Linked DNA regions of Homo sapiens: region 2 is linked to region 1. The links are chromatin loops, found by intact Hi-C in ENCODE. Cell type or tissue: IMR-90. All regions are shown on one strand.

What was found. Hi-C counts contacts between places; a loop is a spot of excess contacts. Peaks named below come from ENCODE experiments on the same cell type or tissue, not always from the same donor. Only the 100,000 strongest peaks of a DNase experiment are listed, where the experiment ranks them.
Region 2: it touches region 1 in a loop (2.1-fold over the local background); 6 of 110 quality-filtered maps call a loop at or near these places.

The regions. Positions count from the first base shown.
Region 1 is chr3:42,998,080-43,006,079 of GRCh38, reverse strand. All of the region lies in intron 1 of GASK1A (golgi associated kinase 1A), which reads right to left. Among named protein-coding and RNA genes, the nearest start is that of GASK1A, 23 kb to the right of the region's middle. In IMR-90, no CTCF peak of the experiment used is centred here; a DNase peak (open chromatin) is centred at 4,699; H3K27ac peaks cover 776 bases.
Region 2 is chr3:43,087,585-43,095,584 of GRCh38, reverse strand. The region is part of intron 1 of POMGNT2 (protein O-linked mannose N-acetylglucosaminyltransferase 2 (beta 1,4-)); the gene reads left to right. It overlaps POMGNT2-AS1 (POMGNT2 antisense RNA 1), which reads right to left. Exons shown (of 2, transcript XR_007095896.1): 1 at 7,855-8,000; 2 at 3,297-7,773. Among named protein-coding and RNA genes, the nearest start is that of POMGNT2-AS1, 5.6 kb to the right of the region's middle. In IMR-90, no CTCF peak of the experiment used is centred here; no DNase peak of the experiment used is centred here.

The sequences.
Region 1 (8,000 bases):
AACAAAAAAGATGATTACTAACTAGAGAGAAACAGAAAGGTGCCCAGGAAAGGAAAGGTGATCATAATATAATACAGCAGTCCCTACCCCTTATCCTTGGAAGATACGTTCCAAGCCCCCCAGCGGATGCCTGAAACCTTGGACAGTACCAAATCCCATTGCCATAAATCAGAACACATTTCTAGAAGTTCATGTCTTCCACCCACAAATTGAATGCCTTTTCCATCTTAATGAAGCACTTATCACACACTTTGGCTGTAACTTTTGCCACAGTTTGAGGTGCAGCAGCAAAACTAGCATGAATTTCTCTTTCTTCAGAAGACAATTTCACAGATAGCAGATTCATTCTTACTGCAGATCTTAGCAACCCCAGCCTACGATTTTTTTTTCTTAAGTAGAGAAACTTTCATCTTCTCACTTAAATGAAGCACTTTCAGCGTCTCTTTGTCACACTCCAATTGCAGGATCACTACTCTTGCACTTTGGGCCATGATGAAGTAAAATAAGGTTTACTTGAACATGGGCAATGCAGTACTCCAATAGCCATCTGATAACTGAGACAGCTACTAAGTTACTAATGGGCAGAGAGCATCTGCAGTGTGAATATACTGGACAAAGGGATGACTCATGTCCCAGGTAGGACAGAGCGAGATGCCACAAGATTCATCACACTACTCAGTACAACACACAAATGAAAACATAAATTGTGTATTTCTGGAATTTTCCATTTAATATTTTCAGACTGCAGGTAACCTTGGGTAACTGAAACTGTGGAAAGTGAAACCAAGGGTACTACTGGATACTGCTCAGCCGTTAAGATATCCATGTCCTAATCCCCAAACCTGTGAACAAGTTACCTTATGTGGTTAGAGGGATTCGGACGGTGTGATTAAATTAAGGGTCTTGAAATGGGGAGATTATCCTAGATCATCTGATGGGCCCGATGTAATCACAAGTATCCTTTTAAGAGGGAAGCAAGAAGGCGGCCATGTGATGACTGAAACAGAGGGAATCAGAGTCAGTGAGAGAGAAGATGCTGCACTGGTGGCTTTGAAGATGGAGGTAGAGACCATGAGCCAAGGAATGCAGGTGGCCTCTAAAGGATAGAGGTGGCAAGGAAATGGATTCTCCCCCAGAGCCTCCAGAAAGAACTGGCCCTGCCAACACCTTGATTTTAGCCAAATAAGACTCACTTTGGACTTCTAGTCTCCAGAACTGTAAGAAAATTAATTCGTGTCGTTTTAAACCAACAAGTTCCTAGCAATTTGTTACCGCACCAATACGAAGCTAATACATCTGTGAGTAGGTTTTAAGTAGTCATAATGTAAACACTGATCTCACCAAAATTATTACCTAATTATATTGGGGGAATGGATGGATGAGAATAATGTGTCTGTACTGGAGATGGGGAAACGTGGTGAAAGGCCCAAATCCTCATCTTCCATAGAGGGGAGTGAATAAATAATGGTCAAAACTGAGAACAGTTTGGGAAGCACTGTTCCAGTTTTCCACCCTCATTTTTGATAAATGATGAAAAGGAACTCCAAAGAAGCTGTGGTTGAGCTATCCAGTGAGTCATCTTCTACTGAGAAGAGGGTGGGTGGGTGTAGGCTCTTGTGTGACGATCACTCATAAGCTAGTTTATGTTTTGTGTCTTAAACAATAAAACAGCTGATCAGTTAACCTAGTCATCCCCTAGTTAACCTGGGGGAAGTATTGGCAAGATCTGACATCTGCAGTCTCAACTGCTAGGTGAGAAGTCATTCATTAGCCTTCGCTCTGAGCAGCTAAACGTCTCCTTGGCCAATGAAATAGCTTTCACCTGAAGTCAACTGGTTTTATTTTCCATGGCCTGACCCAGACATCTCTCCCCATTGAAGACATGCTAAATACTAAAAACTCATCTTGGGAAGTCTAAGAAAAAAGGCCTTCCTCACTCATTCTGCCACTCCCAAACACCTGAAGCCTGCCAAAGTTCTCCAACCATGAGGCAGGCAGGAAAATAACAGTTAGAATCCAGGCTCTCAGAGAGCAGGTAAATGTTACCAAAACAACGACACCCTCATAGATCCTAAACGAATGAATGAATGAATAAATAAATGAATGAAATGCATATATTCAAAAGAGTCACTGATACAGTAGTGGGATTCAATTATCACTAGGGGGCAAAATCACCTTCTCTGGGTCAGTAGTCCCAAAACTTTTTGGTCATACACCTTTACTGGTAAAAAATCTGAGCACATCCTTCCAATATTTACAAACCATTTTTTTCCACTATTTACAAATTAGAAGCATGTAATACTACATAAATATGTTCATTATAAAACATGGACAAGAAATTTAAAATCATAAAAGAATTAGATAAAATAAACGTAAATAGCAGTTCTGATATTTTCCTGCTGCACCTGGTGGATTGTCTAGTATACCCACTGAAGTGGCTGAGCCCCACTTTGAGACCTTTTATCTGGTAGCAGGCTGCCTTCACTCTGCTACCAGTGTGCTACCACTCTGCTGCCAGATGACTCTGGCAGGGAGTGACTTGAGTTTGATTCTGTCTATCATCTATTCTTTTTTTTTTTTTTTTTTTGAGACAGTCTCACCCTGTCACCCAGGCTGGAGTGCAGTGGTGCGATCTTGGCTCACTGCAACCTCCGTCTCCCTGGTTCAAGCAATTCTCCCACTTCACCCTCCCGAGTAGCTGGGATGACAGGAGCCTGCCACCATGCCTGGCTAATTTTTGTATTTTTAGTAGAGACACAGTTTTGCCATGTTGGCCAGGCTGGTCTCGAACTCCTGACCTCAGGCGATCTGCCTGCCTTGGCCTCCCAAAGTGCTGGGATTACAGGTGTGAGCCACTGCGTCTGGCCTCTAAGGTTTTACTTTTAACACATCTAGTCTCCTTTAAAAATGCATATTTATTCACAATGTACTAGACATAATCTGAAGGGATTATGGGACCAAGTAAAGTAGCTATTTTCCTGTGTAAGTCAGGAGGATCACCAAGATTGAGATCAATGCTCTAAAGATTCACTGCAGAAATAAATTAATCAAATGGAGTCCAGGCACATTTGAATAAGAAAATTAAGGCATAATGAACACCTGTCATCCTCAAACATTCAGAAATGAAAATCAGAGAAAAAGGTCTGGAAACAAGGAAGGTGGGAATTGTTGAGCTTGATTTTCAAGCATAAAAGAACTGAAGAATGAGATGGCTGTAAACCAATGTTTTCCTCACTCAGAGCCAACCAATAGAAATACAATGTGAACCACATAGGAAATTTCAAAGTTTCTAGTGGCCACATTTTTAAAAAAAGAAAAAGAAACAATTGAAACTCATTTTAATAATATATTTTATTTAACCTGATATATAAAAAATATTATCAGTTCAACATGTTATCAATATAAAAACTATTAATGAGATATTTTAGTTTTTTTGTAACATCTTTGATATCCAATGTGTATTTCACACAAACAGCACATCTCAATTCAGACCAGCTACATTTCAGTATGTGGCTGGTGACTGCAATATTGAACAGCACAGCTCTAAGCCAAGGCAGAGGTCCTTGGAGCCCCAGGAGCCCACAGAATGCTTGAGAAATGCTATACTAAAGGATAAACAGCAGTAGATCACTTGGACCAATAAAAACACAAAAGCAAGCATAAAAATTGTGGTACAGTACAGTCCCAACTTACGAGAGATCAGATTCTGAATACAGCAAATCAGGCAAAAATTAAGTCCAGATCAGAATTACCCTTGAAAATCCCTTAAGAAAGAAATTGATATGCCATCAGTTTTTCCTCCAGCCTTAGGACACATGCTGAGTCTTTTGTCTCAACAAAATAAAACCGCAGAGTTGGAAAATTATGTCACGTACTCAGCCTCTGCGACTGTCGGTTTGTCTTGAGAAACAAACTAGACCATCTAACAAGGAGGATTCTGGGAAGACGAATGTTTGAATGCGGACCTACCTGGCTCCACTCATATTTAAAAGGAGACCAGTAATGATTAACACCAGAATAGTAAGCTGATTTCCAATCAGCAAGCTTTCTATGCTGTGTAGCTTTTAGTAATAAAAAGCATCCCAAAGGGAAGGGAGAGCATACGTGACAGTAGAAAGGGCAGGGTGCCCAGCAAGCCTTGAGGAGCCACAACTGCGGGTGGGAAAGAGGGTGGTTGAAGAGAGACAGGCAGCCCGGTCAGACCCCTGGAGCCTGCAGGAGAAGGGGAAGGGGTGAGGCAAGGACCCACCTCACAGGAAGCCTCCCTACCCCTCAGAAATTCTTCCTCCAAAGCAAACTTGACTGCCTCCAGAGGCCCCCAGTGCCAGCAGTCTAATTACATCCGCAGGGGCCCACCTATCCCCACCTTCACCTTTACCTTCCTCACCTCCTCTCATGTCTCACTGAGGCTCCTGGAAAAATAGTGTCCCTGGAAGTAAGTAGCCATAGCCCCTCATCTTGGATTACAGCTCTCCTCTTTTGAAAGGGAATCAAATTAATCAATATTTCCCCTCAGCTCCCTGTCTGCAGCTTCATGTTCACAAACAAATAGGCAAGCTCTGCATTCTTGTCCACATACTTGCTGGAGGCTGCATAAGCCTGCTGAGCACAGACCAATATTTCATAATATCTGGCTCCTTTTCTTTGTTCTGGCTTCCTGCCCTGCTCTGGCCAGGCCAAGTCCATTGCAGGCTAGATGTGGCCACGTGCTGTTTGGATTTAGCTGTATCCAGTGTTAGAAGGAATGATCGCTTTCCCGGACTGCATATCATCAAGTTCCACCAAGAAAAGCAGCAGCTGGAAGGGTTTCGCTCCTTCCCTTGTGTCATGACGTGGAACTTCTTACAGCATATGACCCGGGGTCGGCTTTCTGGACTAGGCCCACAATGTCTGCGCCCTGCTCAGGGTTCTGCCAAGGTGAAGATCTGGCACTGGGTGTTCCCAACACTGAGGCATCTGGAATGATGTGTCTGGTGGACAGGGAGGGGCAGGGGTGGAGGAGGGGAAGAGAAGCCAAGGAGAGAGCTCTCCTCCTAGGAAAATGTGGACTCAACCCCCTCTTCCTTTCTGTGACAGGCACCCAGGCATCTCCACCAGTTCATGATGGTGCCATAGGGTCTCAAAAGAACAAAATTTTTCTTGTCTTCATGAAAATGTAAAATTTAATTGAGGAAATGAGTCCAGGGCCAGATTTTCAAAGACAAAACTAGCAAGCAACAGAAATTAGTCTTCACTGTCCTCCGTGCCCCACTTTGCCCCAAAATACAACTACAATGAAATGGTCCATCACCTCATCCGTGTGTTGAATGACTGTACAGTTAATTTCTTGGGAGCAGCACTCTACAACAACTAAAGTGAGAAGGATATTCTTTACAAAGTATTAATGTGATTTTCCTGTTTGCTTTTCTGAGAACCTAAGCTTGATCTTATTCATCTACTGGGAAATGTGACAGAGGAATGTAACAAAGATAATATGCAATGTCGGCCAAGGGAATGTTCGCCTTCTGATGTGTGAAATAGAATTATATGGAAATGCATGGTCTTGTAGGCATGGCTGCTGTCTTGAGAGAAGATTTCCTAGATTCCTTCATCTCTCTCTTTAGCATCAAGGGCCAAGCCTGGAGAATCTTGCTGATTTGGCCCAGGGGCCAAAGGAGATGTTTATGCGATCTCCTTCTGCTTTTGAGACTCTGTGGCTGTCTGTCCACAAACTCCAAGAGGAATCTGACTGAAGAGCAAAACCCTAACTCTGGAAGTGGTAGAACACAGCAGTTACTTGTTAAATATCTAGTAACTACTGATTTTTCTTGTTTTGGTAGATGGGAGTCAGAAAGCATTGGACACTCGGCCCCAGGAGCACGCAGCTCCAGCCTGACCGCTCTCACAGGACTGGGCCAACTGATGATGGGTAAGAACACGTGGTCCTCAAGACAGAGCCTGGACAACCCCTGTAGTAAACTGAATACTGACTCCAAAGACGTCCAGGCCCTAATCTCTGGGACCTGGGACCTTTGCATATGTGATAAAGTTAAGGTTCTTGAGAGGAAGAGACTGTCTTAGATTAGCTGGGTGGATTCTAAATGTGATCACAAGTGTCCGTATTAGAGGCAAGTGGAGGGAAAAATGAATACAGAAGAGGGGACAGCAAAGTGATGATGAAAGCGGAGACTAGAATGATGGTCTCTGAAGATAGAGGAATTCCTGGCACAAGCTAGTAACACAGGCAGCTGCTAGAAGCCAGAAAAGGCAAGAAAAAGGATTCTCCCCTAGAACCTCCAAAGAAAACCAGCCCTTCTGACAACTTGAGTTTAGTCCAGTGAAACTTGTTTTGGACTTCTGACCAGAGCTATAGAGAACAAATTTGTGTTGTTTTGAGCCACTCGATGTGCGTCAATTTGTTACAGCAACAATGGGAAATGAACACAACCCCTATACTGGCTGCTGCAGAGATTGGCGGCATGACCTCTTTAAGATGCCTTTCTACTGTAGGAGTCCCTGGGCAACAAGGGGGGCCAAGAAGGCCAGGCCCAGCATGCCCACCTCAGGAATCTGAGTACATCAGGGTGGGCTGCGAGAGAGCCAGCCACTGAAGCCCCAGTAGACAAGCTCCTCTCCTCCCCACAGCCCTGCCCTGGGAGAAACAGCAGGGAGGCAGGCTTGGGGTTGACAGCTAGACCCAGGACAGAGGTTGCTGGGCACCTTCACCCTGGGGTTTGCTGCATGTGGAAGGTGCCTGCCTGTGGAGGAGAAGCACCAGTATGCACCAGCTCCGTCCAGAATGTGGAGAATATATTGGCAGGGAGGAGTGGTGATTTGGAAATGCAACAATGCACGCATTGCCTTCCAAATTGGCTTCATTCCCACCAACCTCAACCAAGTTCAAGAAGGGGGACAGTTCCATCAAAATGAGAGAGTAGTTCAATCAGATTGTCACACTGTGATTGGAACCCATTAGTACAAGGGAAAGAAAAGGAAAAGAGAAAAAGAAGAGAGGAAAAAAATAAGTCATAAGGGTATGTTATTTCATGAGACTTTAATTTCAGCTATACACACTGATATGTACACGTGTACACACACACGCACACACATATTAGGTTAAAAAAAAAAAGTCCAAAAGCCAATAGATAAAATGACGTAGTTGTGGCAGTAAGAAACAAAGAGGCTTTTCTCACGCTGTGAATCCTAGGGAAGCTGACACTGATTAGAGGGTCCCTCCACCCAAATCTAGGCATCACTAGTAGCCACGGAGGAACAAGTCAGAACCAGCTATAACCAGAGAAGTGATATCAGGTGAACTGGCACCAGAAAACCCCAGGTTAGCACCTAAGGTCACAGGGAGCGGGAGTAAGCAGGTGGGAGGAAGAGCCACCAGGAGGAGAGGGCCACCCACACAGGGCCGTCTGTCATAGCAGGAGGCAGAGACAGAGACCCCCTCCCCTGCCTACCGCACACTCCTGCTGAGACACCTGTCCTGGGTGTCCTAGCTCTTCACTCATTTCTAAAATGGTGGAAGGTTTAGCACCCGCCTCCTAGGGTTGATATGAGTGTTTAATGAGTTAATGTGTATATAATTCTATAAAAGTCGCAGGGACATAATAACTGTTCAAAAGGTGGTCGCTCCCATTATTAGCATTACCCCGCTAAGAACAAGCTACAGCAAAGGGCAAACTGGGCTAAGTAGCTGAGCTCCAGGTCTGCCCTAGACACACCCACCAGCCATGAACTCTGTCAGGTGGTCCAGTCCCGAGTGCGTCTGCATCGCTTGCCCTGCCCCCACCACCTCTTCTTCAGCCTCTCCTGGTTCTCGGATATGAGGCCCCCAGAATATTCCACAAAAGCTGACCCTTCATCCAACCAGCTCTTGGGTGGAGAACCCTTCCATTAGGAGTTCTCCCGGCTGCGTCTTCTGCAGTGTTGGAACTCATCACAATCAGTGTCCTCCATACAGTGGACAGTGAGGCGATGTCCCAGACCACCTAAAGGACTTCAGAAGTGGTCAG
Region 2 (8,000 bases), 90 kb before region 1:
TAGGGCAAGACAGCCGAGAAGCACTGAAGCATGCAGCTGTCCTGGCATGGAGCAGGGGCAAGGCTGGAGGACGCTTTGTTAGGGCACCTGTCATGTCCTTGCCCAAGCAGGAAAAGGGCTGATCTGTTTTTTATTCCTCTGTGTGGAATGGCTCATGTCAAAGACCATCTGTCCTGTACGGATCCCATCTCATTGGAGGCTCTGTAAGCCCAGAGGGCAGTGGGGTCCTTTGCATCAGTGACCATTGGACCTTCATGCCCACCCGCACATCCTAAAGAATCAGCCTCTGTTTTCAGGAAGGCACTAAGTAGAGACAAAATGTATTATCCTGGGAGGCCCATGCCTCCAAGTGCCACCTCTCACCTCCTCATGGCAAGACTCCATCTGGGCAGCCCTTGTCTCTGAGAGGCAGCACAGGTGGACGTGCTTGGTGTTGAATCCTGGACTGTTGACACATGGTTCAGCCTCTGAGCCTCTCTCTGGATGGAAAATGGAGACAAATTGCACCACCCTGCTGAGCAGGGGCAAGGAAGGATTTAGCAAGGCTGTGTATGCGTGTGAGGGACCTAGCATAGCACTGAGACGCAGCAGGAGCTCAACAGGCTGGGGTGCCAGCCAGATCTGACTGCAGACAGGGTGAGCTTGCATGACTGCTCAGAAGTGGGCTCACTGGGAGACAGGATTACGGACAGCAGGTGCAGGAGAGGCACATTCCAGCTCTGCTTTTGTGCTCTCAGAGTAAGTGTACAAAGGAGGGTGGGCTGCTTAAAACTGAGAGGGAGTTCCTTGTCACTGCACAGTCATATTTCTTGTGATGCTGGGATCCTGGCCCCTGCACATTTCAGCAGAGCCAGGAGACAGATGAAGTGGGGCATGGAGGCCTTCAGTCTGAAAGAATTCTTATCCCTTTGTCGCCAGTGCCCTGGGGAGGCAGTTGGTGCACAGACTGCCCTGAACAGTCAGACATTAGGACCAAGCAGACAGTGTCAGTCAGACCAGGCTGCAGTCCTGTGGAAGACAGCGGCTTAGCTCCAAGTCTCTTCAGTCTCTAAGGCCAAGGAGGCCCACCTGGGCTCTCTCACTTCCCTTGCCTCCTTGCTGCTGTTCTGTTGTCAGTGAGACTGGCAGCCTCTCCAGGCTGTGATAGCCCCACAGCAGTGAAAATTGGTCTGGAGAAAGGGGAAATCACTGGGTCTGTTGCCCAGTAAGCAACTTGGCCCAGTTATTCTCCAACATTGTGAATTTTCCTCCTAGAGAATTGTGTGTTTATTATCCAGGAACATTTCGATGTGGTGATGGGGAAAGGCCTCTTTATCTTCTTTAGGGCTGGAGATCCGATTAATGTACTCCTTGCCTCCATCTGTTGTCTTTTGAAAACCTTCCTGAAGATTTTGCATGATCCTTCAGTTTGGCTGGCTTATGCAGGTTGTTGGGAGGAGGGGCAGGTGCCACAGGAGTGTGGGAAATAGACTGACAGTGTTTTGTAGTGACCACTGACTGCCCAATTGCTTGTTGGCTTCCTACTACCACACTTTGGCTACCTAATTCACAGTAGGTAGAAGTGCAAGGGTGGCTTTCCATGTCTCCATAGTGACAAAATACAGTAATATCTATGTTTATTAAGGTTCTCCTCTGGATTCAGGACTAGATCTATTTTTTTTTAAGTCTCCCAGGAGCAGATCCTGAGATCCTAAGACAAGGATTCTTTAACAAGTAGATGATTTGTATTCAGTCCCAATAGACTTGTAAACATGAATGGGGAGTGAGAAAGTGAGAGAGGGAAGGGAAGGCAGCCAAAAAGTATGTGTGTCACGCTTGTTACCAGTGGGTAACCCTGGGACTTAATCCCACTGGGGAACCCTGGGAACCAGTGTAGAACATGTCTCAAAGCTAACCTGCCTGGGGGGTATGGGAGTGGGGTATTCATCAGACAGCGGTGTAGACTGCCTGCTCATAAGTGGTAAAGTTGGTAGAAATCCCCAGGCAATCAGAACTCCAGGACCTATGCTCTATCCACCGTGCTGTTTCTAGCAGAATGTTGCTCTGTCCATCCCCAGCAAAACTTTCTTCCCATTTTCCCCTTGGAAGGGTAACTCAGAAACCTGAAATGCCCAGTGCAGGTCCATGCAGGCCAGTCTGTCCTGCCTTCCATCAACACTATTCTGGCAGGGCCTGAGAGTGGGGATAGGAGGATGGAGTTGGGAGGGGTTAGGGACTAGGGGATTGGGAAGACTTAGCAGCTAATTAGAAGCAGCCCCCACGTCCTCCAGTCTCAAAGGCTGGTCTCTGCTTAGTTGCCAGTTTGCCTCACAAGGCCCCCACCCATATTTCCTGGTTTATGAGCTTTGCCCTAAGGCCCTGATCTCAGTGCTTTGCTGGGATTGGCCACTGCATGTACAGTCAGCCAGGTCCAGATGTGGACCCTAGACTCCTGCCTGCAGCCACTGCCCCATATCCCCACCTGCTGCCAATTCTGCCTAAGAGAGGGGCAGGTGGCAGAATGATCACTAGAGAGATGATGCCTGGTGGCTGAGATGCCCACTCATGTTGGAGGTAAGTCTTTCCTCTCTTCTAGCTGATATTCCCTGGGTTTGTCTGTTTTGGCTTTAGCTTCTGTTGGAAGCTATTCTTTGATCCGGGCAAAATGTGCATCAGCTCATAGGGCATGCATCTGCCTCCCATCTCTCCAGAGAGGGCCTAGTTTTGTTTTTCCTGAATATCGATTTATTTCTTGTTACTCTTCAGAATTCTCTTGTAATTTATAAATAGTGATTTCTTTAATTCTTTACTGTTTCCTTTTTAACTTATTTATTTTGTCAAGTAAACACAAAAGAGTACAAATATATAAAGAACTCCACCATCTTCCACAGTGATCAGTATCCCCCTGTCGGGTTCTGTCTGTCTACTTTGTTTGCTGGAGGATTTTAGAGCAAACCACGTTCATGTCATTTTACATGTCATTAATATTTATAGAGACTCATGTTCTCAGCTGGGTGTGGTGGTTCACATGTGTAATTCCAACACTTTGGGAGGTTGAGGCAGGAGGATTGCTTGAGGACAAGAGTTCAATACCAGCCTAGGCAACATGGCCAGACCCCTTTCTCTACAAAAAATTTAAAAATTAGCCAGGCTGGTGGCCCGTGCCCATACTCCTAGCTATTTGGGAGGCTGAGATGGGAGGATCGCCTGAGCCCAGGAATTTGAGGTTGCAGTGAGCTGGTATCATGCCACTGTACTGTAGCCTGGGCAAGGCCACAGTGAGACCCTGTCTCAAAAAAACAAAACAAAACAAAAACTCATGTTTCTTATCTAATTTATTTTAAAAATAGATAATTTAAAATAACTTTTTTATTTTGAATACATTTTAGACTTACAAAAAAGTTACATAAACCATTTCTCCCCACTTCCCCTACTAATAACATCTTACAGAGCACAATGTAATGATCAAAACCAGGAAATTCACACAACACATTAAACTGCAGACCTTATTCAAAATCATCCCACTAATATTCCCTTTCTGGTCCAGGACGCAAACCAGAATCCCACACTGCATTAAGTTGCTGTGTCTCTTTAGTCTCCTCCGATCTGAGGCAGCTCCTCCATCTTCCCTTGTCTTTTATGACCTTAGCCCTGTCAAGTACTGGCCAGGTATTTGGTAGAACATCCCTTAAATTGGGTTTAAGATTTTCTCTATTAGCTAACCTACAGACCTTATTCAGAGCTAGAACTGGAGCGAGAATCACGAATCCCCATTTAGAAATGTAGATTGAAGTTACGCATTTTGGGCAAGAAAACCACAGAAGTGAGGTCTTGTCTCAGTGCATCATATAAAGGGGTACATTACGTCAATAGGTTATTACAGGTGATGTTAATTTTGATTACTTGGTTCAGGGCATGTCTGCCAGGCTTCTCTACTGTAGTTTCTATTTTTACCTTTGTAATTAATATGCACCTCATGGGAAGAATCTTTGAGACTATGCAAATATCCTCTCATCATACTTTTTCACCCACTAATTTTAGTATCTATCAGCAGATCTTGCCTGCAACAGTTATTACTGTGATGTTTGCCAAATGGTGATCTATTTCCATGATTGCTTCTACATTTTTTAATTGGAATTCTCTAAGGAAGAGCTGTCCTTTCTCTCCTAATTATTTATTCATATCAATATTGACTCATGGATATTTTATTCTATGGGTTATAATTCATTACTATTACTTTTTAATTTTGGTACTAAAATTATCCAAGATTTAGCTGTTGGGAGCTCTTTCATGCTGGCTCCTGTGCCTTTTCACTGTCTCCCCATCATTTTTTTTTTAATACTTTTACATTCTGGCACTACAAAATGTTCCAAGCTTGTCTTGTACTTTCCCTGCCCTAGCCCTGGAATAAACCATTTCTCCAAGGAGCTCTGGTTCCTTTTTGTAGAGAAAGATTTTTAGAAACACAGATCTGGGTGCTGGGTATACTGATTGCTACTGCACTGTCATTGCTTCCAGGCCCTCTTGGTGAACTGAACTAGGAACGCCTATAATTCCAACCATTTCCTTAGCTATGACAGTTATCACTAGATACTTTGTGGGAGGAGAATCAGTGTCTGAAATTAGCACCTTGATATTTTGTGTATACAAAAAGTGTTTGAACTGTGCTTGACATAGTTCCTCTTACAACTGCCAGTCCAGTCATTCCTTTAGGGTAAACACTCACAAATATTCCCACTGTTCCTCCTGCTCATGTTCCTCCCTGGTGCCTTCCTCCCTGCCACCCCAGTGTGAGTTCCTCTTCAGTTCCCTGGTCTAGATCTGAGCTGAGGATCTCAGGGTGGTCTCCCTTCCACCCCCTGGTAAGACAGTCTCTCCTTGCTGTCTTTCCATTCTCTTTTTAAACCTTTTGTCCCTTTTCTTATTTTATCCTTTTTTTTTCCTTCTCCTAACCTCAAATGTCAATGAACTCTCCCTCTTTCTGGTTTCTTTCTAGCTCCTGGCTTCTCTTCTTTCCTCCTAGAGATCAGATGTCGGAACTCCAGCTGAGGGCATGTCTTACTGGGCACGCAGGTGTCCTCTCTTGAGAAGAACTGTCCATACCATGGTGGTGGTAAGGTTAGTTGGTTCTTATGGCAGGACCATGGGACACTGGTCAAAAATGGTCATATCAGCACTTTAATGTAGTTCAGCACAGTAGTTCTTAGTTGGTGGGGTTGTATGGAGAATGTCCAGTTGGGGGCATGCCTATTTGAAAGAGCATGGCAGTGATATAATTTTACATTGAAAAGTAAAATATATAGATAGATGTTGATATAAAATACCGATTTCAGAAAGTAAAGGTTGATAGAATCCACTGGTCTTGAGGAGCAGACTTTGCAGAAGAGAGTCTTATGAATGAGGGAGAAGGGGATACTGAACTTTACAGGTCAGTTTGGGGCATGAGAGAGTTTCTCTTTATTATCAATGGGTGTATGGGTTGGAAAAGACTGAGGAAACACTGAGTTTAATTAGATTTCTCAGCTGCAGGATTTCTAGGCTCACAGGGACACTCCCCTAGAGATGAACAAGGCTGACTGGAGGTGATGTTAAAACCCAGCTAAGAAGGCAGCCACAGACCTCTGGCCTCTCACCTGTGGCTGGCCCAGAAGTTCTCAGCCCGTGTTCCACAAGAGCCTTGAAGACCTGAATGAAGGACATGAAGTCAGGGCCCCACTATATTCTCCTTTCTGCAGGGCCCTCAACATAGCTGTGACTTTATCCTCTTCTCTCACCACCAAGAAGGCCCATTAAGATGTGAATGAGTGGAAGTTTTATTAAAGGATGAGCTTTGAGTTCATCAGAATTTATTTAAATTTAAATCATCTGCAGACTTTGGGACTCGAATTGCCATCAGGAACATGCTCCTGTGCCCACTTCATGCAGAGTGTGACCCACCAGCTTCCTCTGTGCGCTCCCTTCTAGGCCCCCCATTCTAACACTCAGGCTCTCCTCTCCTGTATTAAATGGGGAGACTCTGAGCTTGGGAGCTCCTAACTGGTTTTTCTACCTCTGTTCTCCCAGAGAACCTCCAGGCTGCTCTGCTCCAAGACCTATAATAGCTCCCTATTGCCTAGAAGATACAGTTCAAACTCCTTGATCTGGCATCACACCCTCAGCTGATTTTTCTAAGTTTCTCTCTACTTCTCCTTGTGAACCATCCATTCCAACCAGACTGGATTGTGTGGTGTCCTTGGGTCACATTCCCTGGACTGCCTCCTAGCCCCTGCCTTTGTACTGTTCAGATATCACATCTCTGTCCCTCTGAAAGCTCCAGGAAACAGCCACGCCAGAGGACTTGTTTGCTCCTCAGGAGGGGTCTGGTACTTCCTGCCTGCAGGGCTCACTGAAGCCCACCTTCTGCCCGTGCTGTGACACTTTGGTGGCCTTAGTTCTCGTTCCCTACTGGCAGGTGTCACCTGTATAGAAAATTGTCGCAGATCCTCTATTTGATTGTTTTCATGTCTCATGAAAAGGTTTCTTAGGGAGGGGGCTTCATTTACCCAAGTTATAGAAGAGTCCAGGGGAAACTGATGCCAAATAATCCCCCTAAGCTAGAGCACAGAGCTCAGAAACAGGAGATGCAGCCAGACCCTGCATGTTTGCCTCATGCATGACACTTTGCAAACAAGTTCTCCCTCCATACCAGTTGGAATGTTCTGGCTGTGGGAAGCCAAAATCCCAACCCAACCTGGCTTCAGCAATGAGGAGTTACCATTTCTCACAGCAGGATGTCCAGAGATGGGGCTTGGAGATGTCACCAGGGTCGTCTGTATCTCTTTGGCCATGCCGTCCTAGGCACTGTCTTTGCCTCAAGCTGGTTTCCGCATGGTCAGCAGATGGCAGCCAGCAGCCTTAGGACAACACCTTCTTTTTCTGTCCAGTGGGTAGGAACATGGCATGCGACACCTCATTCCTCAGCTGAATTGGTCCCACTCAGGTAACTTTGCCACGGCTGGGCCAGTAACTGGCCCAAGAAGTAGGCTCTGCTGACAGTCCACCTGAGGTGCAAGGTCTGAGCTTCTCTGAGCCTCGTGGGTGTCAGCAGGAGGGTGGCTTTCTGGGCACACTAGGGATGTTGTTAGGAAAAGGAAGAGGGCAGTGGCTGCTGGGGGAAGCAACAGTGTCCATTATGTCGTCTGTCAGTACACTCGACCTGGACGCCCAAGAAGCAGAGGGTTGGCGACTGACCAGGCCCAAGGTGCCACCAATGACATAGTGACAGCGTTCACTGTCTGGTCTGTCTCCATCTTCTTTGGAAGGAATCTTCTCCTGCTTAGCTATAAAATCCTTTGTTTCAAATGACTGTGATGAAAAGTGACAGTGCCTGCCTCACCACTGATCAGTTTTTGCTTTGAGTCAGATGAAGGCAGCCACGTATGTCCAAAATGTTTTAAAATGCCAATGTTTTGTCTATATCCCAGTGGCCCTTTATTAGCTATCTGGTGCCTTAAAACCTTTTTATTTTCAGCTCCACTATATACTGCACATGTTAGGTTGAACCTGATGGAATGAAATTGTGGTTCTTATAAGTCAAAAGTGGTTGAGTATCACCATTCACAAAATTCAACTATACATCATTTCTTACCTCCACATTCCTGTGAGGTGGGTACTGTACCCCCATTTTCATTGATGAGGAGCCTGAGTTTAGAAAGGACATGCAGTAGGTCGAGGAGCTGGGGTTTGAACCCAAGTCTTTCTGTCTTTTTATCCTCAAACTTATCCAGACAGTGCATATCCTCTTCTGGGAGCTACCTGCAACCAGTAATGCATTGGAAACTGAGAGCCAGGCTGGTTTGGGAGATGATGTGATAGCTACTGATTGATCAGTGATACCTTTAAAGGTGTCTCCAGAAGAGCCAATCCACAAGTCAAACTAATGTATGGAGTTGGCTTCCCGAGACTGAGGTGTTCTGACCGTCCTAGATAGAAGTTCCCCACCCCTCAGGAGGGTTCAAGCAGCTCATCCATATCAGACTGGT